2 separate regions of the Homo sapiens genome follow, and region 2 is linked to region 1. Evidence: read pairs that join two places in POLR2A ChIA-PET (ENCODE). Cell type or tissue: Panc1. All regions are shown on one strand. Links, peaks and the distances in the headings refer to the core of each region. The heading gives the core; the rest is flanking DNA.

What was found. Peaks named below come from ENCODE experiments on the same cell type or tissue, not always from the same donor. Only the 100,000 strongest peaks of a DNase experiment are listed, where the experiment ranks them.
Region 2: POLR2A ChIA-PET joins it to region 1 with 10 read pairs; 7 of 35 experiments call an interaction of 5 or more read pairs at or near these places.

The regions. Positions count from the first base shown.
Region 1 is chr2:202,271,160-202,275,553 of GRCh38, reverse strand. It overlaps NOP58 (NOP58 ribonucleoprotein), which reads right to left. Exons shown (of 15, transcript NM_015934.5): 2 at 365-441. Among named protein-coding and RNA genes, the nearest start is that of SNORD70, 3.1 kb to the left of the region's middle. In Panc1, for the core only: no CTCF peak of the experiment used is centred there; no DNase peak of the experiment used is centred there; H3K27ac peaks cover 576 bases.
Region 2 is chr2:202,326,948-202,331,341 of GRCh38, reverse strand. No RefSeq gene overlaps it. Among named protein-coding and RNA genes, the nearest start is that of SNORD11, 36 kb to the right of the region's middle. In Panc1, for the core only: no CTCF peak of the experiment used is centred there; no DNase peak of the experiment used is centred there.

The sequences.
Region 1 (4,394 bases), core at 321-4,320:
TGTGCGGTAAGTGCTTAGTTAAGATAAAAAAGGTATTACATTTGTGTGTGGAAGACACGAAGACAAATGTGTTCCTACTGACAGCAATCACATTTGGTACTATCCGAGGTTTAAAGTATCCACAGGGTCTTCTGGAACATAATCCCTGTGGGTAAGGGGGAGACTACTGCCTTCAAATTAATTGAGATGGCCTATATTCCAAGTAAAACATTTGTAATAATTAGGTTCATACCAAAATTATTCCTGAAACAGATTTCAAAACAGAAAACTACGAATGTAACATTATATAAATCAGGGAAAAATGTAAAAAATAAAACAAGCCCTAAATGTTAACTGCTAAATTATTGATTTCAAGAGTACTTACATTTTGTTTGCTTTCTCTGGAGTTTCAAATTCTTTCCATAAACTATCAACCTCTTGAAGTTTCTTCTCATTTAGAACCTGTAATAAAATGTTTAAATAGTTTTATTTAAATGGTACAGGTGAGGCATATACAGCTGCATTCTTCAAATACAATTTTACATGTAAAATGAAGGTGTAGAAGCTATTTCTTTCACTAAGATAATGAACTAGTTTTCTTACCCTGCATGTAATTTTGGTCAAATTACTAGTTCGAATTGCCCATTTAACAGCTAAATGGAATTCAGATCTAGTCCAGTCAGCTGTAGTACAGTGGCTATTCAGTCTAGAATCTACCTGGCCTCAAGAGATATTCCTGCCCCAGCCTTGGGCCGTAGCTGGAGCTATGGGGTCCTAGGGGGTAGGGCAGGGAACCTTTCTTTTTATTTTTTTGAGATGGAGTCTCGCTCTGTAGCCCAGCCTGGAGTGCAGTGGAGCAATCCTGGCTCACTGCAACCTTCACCTCCTGGGTTTATGAGATTCTAGTGCCTCGGCCTCCTGAGTAGCTGGGATTACAGGTGTGCACCACTGCACCTGGCCGAGAACCTTTCTTTTAAAAGAGCCATTAATCCCTTTACAGTAAAGTATTGTAATCATTAAAAACTTTAATTTGCGCCAAGCATGGTGGCTCACATCTGTAATCCCAGCACTTTGGGAGGCTGAGGCAGGCGGATCACCTGAGGTCAGGAGTTCAAGACCAGCCTGATCAACATGGAGAAACCCCGTCTCTACAAAAAAAAAAAAAAAAAAAAAATACAAAATTAGCTGGGCGTGGTGGCACATGCCTGTAATCCCCGCCACTCGGGAGGCTGAGGCAGGAGAATTGCTTGAACCCGGAGGCAGAGGTTGCAGTGAGCCGAGATTGCGCGACTGCACTCCAACCTGGGCAACAAGAGCAAAAAACTCCATCTCAAAAAAATAAAACAAAAAACAAAAAAAACTTTTGTCTACTTTCAATAGATTATATTCGTTATTTACTGCTATGATCATCCTAACATGAAAGTATTATGGATTTCTCTAAAACTATCGTCAATTGTGAGACACATCTAGATGTGAGAAATTTTTTAAATGCAAAAGAAACATAGGGTACTTTAATCAACAATATACTTATCAACATTTAGGTATATATTCTCCAAGACTTTGAATGTCTGTGCAACACATGTTCATGCATACTTTTAGGAATCACAGTAAATGGCTTTTTTTTTTTTTTTCTGAGATGGAGTCTCACTCTGTCGCCAGGCTGGAGTGCAGTGGCGCAATCTCGGCACACTGCAGCCTCCGCCTCCCGGGTTCAAGCGATTCTCCTGCCTCAGTCTCCTGAATAGCTGGGATTACAGGCACGCACCACAACACCCAACTAGTTTTTGTATTTTTAGTAGAGACTGGGTTTCACCAAGTTGGCCAGGCTGGTCTTGAACTCCTGACATCAGGTGATCCACCTGCCTCGGCCTCCCAAAGCGTTGGGATTACAGGCGTGAGCCAACACACCCAGCCGCCTTGTATTGTTTTGAAGCAAGACCTAGACATTTAATTTTTACCTGTTAATATTTCAGTTTGTATCTATAAAATATAAAGACTTGTTTTAAAACTAGTACTGTTGTAACAACAATGCTAAAGATTGCAATGGTAATAGTTGTATACTATTTCTACTTAGAAATGGAAATTATCTTAAAATGATAAAACTTAAAATGGATTTCTGTATACAAATATTTATCATTACCCTGGCTGAAAAGAAATGATTAAAAATTTGAGACAAATAAAAACTTTGAGACAAATGTAATACAGAAAATGTAGCAATATCTCTAACTTTCTTATTTAGATGGTCTTTATTAGCAATGTTTTCTTCAAGATGTTGCAGTTGGGAACACAATGGTTTTATTTGTCATAGTAATGGTTTTGGCTGACATAACATAGTCTTTGAAGACCTTTGTGTGCTCATGAATTGCCCTGATTTTATCACATTTCCTTTGTTATTTTAACTTCAGTTTTAGAATGGTGATAGTATTTTTTAATTAATTTATTTATTTATTGAGACGGAGTCTCGCTCTGTCGCCCAGGCTGGAGTGCAATGGCAGGATCTCGGCTCACTGCAAGCTCCACCTCCTGGGTTCACGTCATTCTCCTGCCTCAGCCTCCAGGACTACAGGCGCCTGCCACCACACCTGGCTAATTTTTTGTATTTTTAGTAGAGATGGGGTTTCACCGTGTTAGCCAGGATAGTCTCGATCTCCTGACCTCATGATGCACCCACCTCGGCCTCCCAAAGTGTTGGGATTACAGGCGTGAGCCACCCCGCCAGGCCGAAAGTATCTTTTAAATATGGCAATTTTGTTACCCAAATGTTATCTTCAAATATACTTGCTTTTCAGCTAGAAAAAATGTGAATTTTACTCATGAGTCATATCCCCTATTTGATACATGTCCTCTTAAAAATAGTGAACTTCAGTTATGGTTAGCTGCATTCTCTGAACAATTTCAAAAAATTTTAATCAGTGTTTTCAGTATAGTCATGAGACTTGGTGAGGTGTCTCTGGATTCTAAAACTTCATGATATACAAAGTTAGAGCTATTAGTTTATAAATTGTTAATACCAACTCTAGGCTTTGTAGTTGTTTATTGCTTTGTGTGACTCTAAGTTTTTCTAGTTTGGGTTATTTTTACCAACATATCTAATTCAACCATGTGTGATTAAATTTATACAGGCTGGGCACGGTGGCTCATGCCTGTAATCCCAGCACTCTGGGAGGCTGAGGCGGGCGAATCACGAGGTCAGGAGATCGAGACCATCCTAGCTAACACGGTGAAACCCCGCCTCTAACTAAAAATACAAAAAAATTAGCTGGGCGAGGTGGAAGGCGCCTGTAGTTCCAGCTACTCGGGAGGCTGAGGCAACAGAATGGCGTGAACCCCAGGGGGCGGAGCCTGCAGTGAGCTGAGATCGCGCCACTGCACTCCAGCCTGGGCGACAGCAAGACTCCGTCTCAAAAAAAAAAAAAAAAAAAAAATTATACATCAGAACAAACCCCTAAAATCATCTTGTCACTCATCTAAGTTTTATACAACTTGCAACATTGTGTTTCTCTTACTGAAAATAATATATAACCAGACTAGAACTGCGTCTTAATGTGTAGATGTGCTATATTATGGACTTGATAAATAATGCTTATTAGCAAAGTATAGTTTTAAATTTACTAGCTGTGTTGTTTTTCCAGAGACAGGGTCTCGCTTTGTTGTCCAGGCTGGAGTGGAGTGGTGTGGTCCTATGTCACTACAGCTTCAAACTCCTGGCCTCAAGCGATTCTTCTGCCTCGGCCTCCCAAGTAGCTAGGACTATAGGTGCACACTGCGACATCTAGCTCTTTTAAAAATCTTTTTGTAGAGACAGGGGCTTGCTTTGTTGCCCAGGCTGATCTCTAACTTCTGGACTCAAGTGATCCTCTTGCCTTGGCCTCTCAAAGTGCTGGGAGTGCAGGAAGGAACCATGGCGCCTGATCCAGCTGGTTTTTTAAATAAAAATATATGCATAATATCTGTGCATACTCTATTTCACAAAATTTAACATGCTATTCTTTTTTTTTTTATTTTTGAGACGGAGTCTTGCGCTCTGTCGGCCAGGCTGGACCGCAGTGGCGTGATCTCAGCTCACTACAACCTCCACCTCCCTGGTTAAAGCAACTCTCCTGCCTCAGCCTCCCAAGTAGCTGGGATTACAGGCACATGCTGCCATGCCTGGCTAATTTTTTTTTTTTTTTTTGTATTTTAGTAAAGTCGGGGTTGCACCCTGTTGCCCAGGCTGGTCTCGAACTCCTGAGGTCTGGCAATCTACCTGCCTCAGCCTCCCAAAGTACTGGGATGACAGGCGTGAGCCACCACACCCAGCTTATGTTATTCTTTTACACTCCCAATTGACCTGTCATCAATTGTAAGACATCCCAATTTTAGGGATGTTAAATATGGGGGTTGTGCCTTTTAGGATTGAGCCCATCCTATCTAAT
Region 2 (4,394 bases), core at 173-4,172, 56 kb before region 1:
CAGGTTTGTTACATATGTATACATGTGCCATGTTGGTGTGCTGCACCCATTAATTTTTTTTATTTTTTTTATTATACTTTAAGTTCTAGGGTACATGTGCACAATGTGCAGGTTTGTTACATATCTATACATGTGCCATGTTGGTGTGATGCACCCAATAATATTTTTTTTGAGATGGAGTTTCACTCTTGTTGCCCAGACTGGAGTGCAATGGCATGATCTTGGCTCAGCGCAACCTCTGCCTCCTGGGTTCAAGCAATTATCCTGCCTCAGCCTCACATAGCTTGGATTACAGGCATGTGCCACCATGCCCGGCTAATTTTGTATTTTTAGTAGAGACAGGGTTTCTCCATGTTGGTCAGGCTGGTCTCAAACTCCCGACCTCAGGTGATCCTCCCACCTCGGCCTCCCAGAGTACTGGGATTACAGGCGTGAGCCACTGCGCCCGGCAAAAATGCATATTAGTTTTAAATGTCACATTGTTTTTTTCATTTTCTGGGTTTTTTTATTTTTTATTTTTTTTGATTCGTGGTTGGTTGAATCTATGGATACAAAACCCATCCATAGATACCGAGAGCTGACTATAAACATGAGTTCAGGCTGATATAAATACATTAATGAATAAAAATTATTATTTTATTTTATTTTATTTTATTTTATTTTTTGAGACTAGGTCTTACTCTGTCACCCAGGTGGCACAATCTCAGCTCACTGCAACCTCAGCCTCCTGGGCTCAAGTAATTCTCCAGCCTCCTGTGTAGCCAGGACTACAGGCACAAGCCACCAATGCCCAGCTAATTTTTGTACTTTTTAAAATAGAGGCAGGGGTCTCGCCATGTTGCCCAGGCTGGTCTCAAACTCCTGAGCTCAAAGCCACTCACCTGCCTTGGCCTCCCAAAGTGCTGGCATTACAGGTGTGAGGCACTGTGCCCAGCCATTAATGAATAAAAATTAATCGAGAAGAAGAAACTACTCTTTCAGACAGAATAACCCCATTTAATATATGTAGATCTGGCTGGGTGCAGTGGCTCACACCTGTAATCCCAGCACTTCGGGAGGCCGAGGTGGGCGGATCACCTGAGGTCAGGAGTTCGAGACCAGCCTGGTCAACATGGTGAAACCCCATCTCTACTAAAAATACAAAAATTAGCCAGGCCTGATGGTGCGTGCCGGTAGTCTCAGCTACTTGGGAGGCTGAGACAGGAGAATCACTTGAACCTGGGAGGTGGAGGTTGCAGCGAGCCGCAATCGCACCATTACACTCCAGCGTGGGTAACAGAGTGAGACTCCATTTCCAAAAAAATAAAAAAATAAAAAAATGTAGATACTCCCGCTGGGCACGGTGGCTCATGCCTGTAATCCTGGCACTTTGGAAGGCTGAGGTGGGAGGATCGCTTGAGCTCAGGAGTTGGAGATCAGCCTGGCCAACATGGTGAAACCCCTTCTCTACTAAAAACATAAAAAAATAGCCTGTGTGATGCATGCCTGCAGTCCCAGCTACTTCAGAGGCTGAGGCAAGAGGACTGTTTGAGCCCCGGAGGTGGAGGTTGCAATGAGCTGAGATCAGGCCACTGCACTCCAGCCTGGGTGACAGAACAAGACCTTGTCTGAATTTTAAAATAATAACAGTAATAATGTCTGTAAATACTCCCTTTTCCAGGAAATGAACTTAATTCCCTCCCAATTCCCTTTCTACCTTTTTGAGGGTAGACTAGACTTAGGGGGAGTTGCTTCCAAAGAACAGATTACAGAAAAGGAGAAACAGTAACTTTACAATGGAGAAAGCTGGCAAACCCTGCCTTAACCAATCAGTGAAGGTTAACATTACCAGTGATGCCATGTGTATGTCATCTACCCTGATATGATGAGAAGGGCTCTTCAGCTCTGAGGTGTTCTTTCTGAAAACCCATAATCCCAATCTACATGTGAGGAAAACACCAGACAATCCAAATTTGAGGGACATTTTACAAAGTATCTGACCAGACATGATGACTAAATGTAACGTGGTATCCTGGATGGAATCTGGAACAGAAAAAGGGTCATTAGGGAAAAACTATCTGAGCAAAGTGCCAAGTTTAGTTAATAGTAACAGAACAATGAATGGAATCAAATGTACCATAGTAATATGTTAACAAGAGAAAATGAACAAGAGCTATATGGAACTTTCTGTACTATCTTTGCATCGTTTCTGTAAATCTAGTATTATTCCAAAATAAAAAGATTATTTAAATAATTCTTTTTTTTTTTTTCCCGAGACGGAGTTTCGCTCTTGTTGCCCAGGCTGGAGTGCAATGGCGCGATCTCGGCTCACAGCAACCTCCGCCTCCCGGGTTCAAGCCATTCTCCTGCCTCAGCCTCCAGAGTAGATGGGATTACAGGCATGCACCACCACATGCGGCTAATTTTGTATTTTTAGTAGAGACGGGGTTTCTCCATGTTGGTCAGGCTGGTCTCGAACTCCAGACCTCAGGTGATCTGCCCGCCTTGGCCTTCCAAAGTGCTGGGATTACAGGTGTGAGCCACCGTGCTCGGCAATTTAAATAATTCTTATAGAAAATGGGAGAAAAGGTAATTATTTGGAGGGAGCCGCAGGGTAAAATGCATTTTTTTTTTTTTTGAGATGGTCTCGCTCTGTCACCCAGGCTGGTGTGCAGTGGCATGATCTCAGCTCAGTGCAATCTCTGCCTTCTGGGTTCAAGCGATTGCCCTGCCTCAGCCTCCTGAGTAGCTGGGACTGCAGGCACCTGCCACCACACCCAGCTAATTTTTGTATTTTTAGTAGAAATGGGGTTTTACCACATTGGCCAAGCTGGTCTCAAACCCATGACATCAAGTGATCTGCCTGCCTCGGCCTCCCAAAGTGGGATTACAGGCGTGAGCCACCATGCCTGGCCTAAAATGCACTTTTGAGTAAATTATTCCTCCTTGAAAGTGGTCCTAACAAGAGATACAGAGGCCATGAGGCTGAGGTCCCCTGGGAAAGGATCTCTTAATTTTATAAACTGTGTTTTAGGGCAAAACATATTGGCATTTGGTCTGTGAAATCTAGGCTAAGCATTGATGAGGAGATTTTTAGAATGCTCGCATAAGCAACCTAAGGGCCTGCCTGTCCTTGCCTGCGGCTTTATTTATGTCTTTCTTTTCTGAGAGAAGGTGGGATTTGACATCTGAAGGAACATTTTCCCACTGATTTCTCATGCTAGCCTGGGGCCTCCCAGAACCAGGAGGGTGAGCCTTCACATGGCTCTGGATTTGGGGAGGGCCAGCAGGCACATGATTATGCAGACAGAGCTTTCTGCACTTTCCCTTCCTCCACTTGGCAGCACAAGGACAAAGTGCTGAAGATAAAAGGCTTCCATTAATACCAAACCACTGGAAGTCAAAGAGATTTTTTTAGCTATGGTTAGGTCACAGCCACAATTTCTCTTTTCCTTCCTTCCTTTCTTTTTTCTTTCAAGCATGTTTGTGAATCAAAGTCAGGATTTTGACTCCCCTGGGCTATTTTCCAGTCCATACTCTAGGAGTGCAGCAAAGATTCAGACGCAGTTTTAATGGTTTCCAAGGATGAGGAGAAGCAAAGGTGTTCATCCCTGGCAGCTTCTTTTCCAGCTTCCAGGGAAGGGAGGGACATAAAGAAGTAAGAGAAACTCTCCAATGCACCATCATTGTTCCATACTTCATAGACATTTACTTTCTTCATTCATCATTTTATTTTTATTTTTTTGGGGGGATGGAGTTTCACTCTTGTTGCCCAGGCTGGAATGCAACGGTGCAATCTCTGCTCACTGCAACCTCCACCTCCTGTGTTCAAGTGATTCTCCTGCCTCAGCCTCCTGAGTAGCTGGGATTACAGGCACCCGCCACCATGCCAGGCTAATTTTTGTATTTTCAGTAGAGACAGGGTTTCACCATGTTGACCAGGCCAGTCTCAAACTCCTGGCCTGGTGATCCGCCCGCCTCGGACTCCCAAAGTGCTGGGATTACAGGCATGAGCCACCGCGCCCGGCCCATTCATCATTTAAGGAGCTATCTCCACTGCGCATGAGGGACTCACCCAACTCTTTTTTTTTTTTTGAGACAGAATCTCACTCTGTTGCCTAGGCTGGAGTGCAGTGGCTGCGATCTCTGCTCACTGCAACCTCCGCCTCCCACGTTCAAGCAATTCTCCTACCTCAGCCTTCCAAGTAGCTGGCATTACAGGCACACACCACCGTGCCCAGCTAATTTTTGTATTTTTAGTAGAGACAGGGGTTTCACCATGTTGGCCAGGCCGGTCTCGAACTCCTGACCTCAGGTGATCCGCCTGCCTCAGCCTCCCAAAGTATTGGGATTACAGGCATGAGCCACCACGCTGGCCCCAGACTCACCCACTCTTAACACGTGGAGCTCATCAG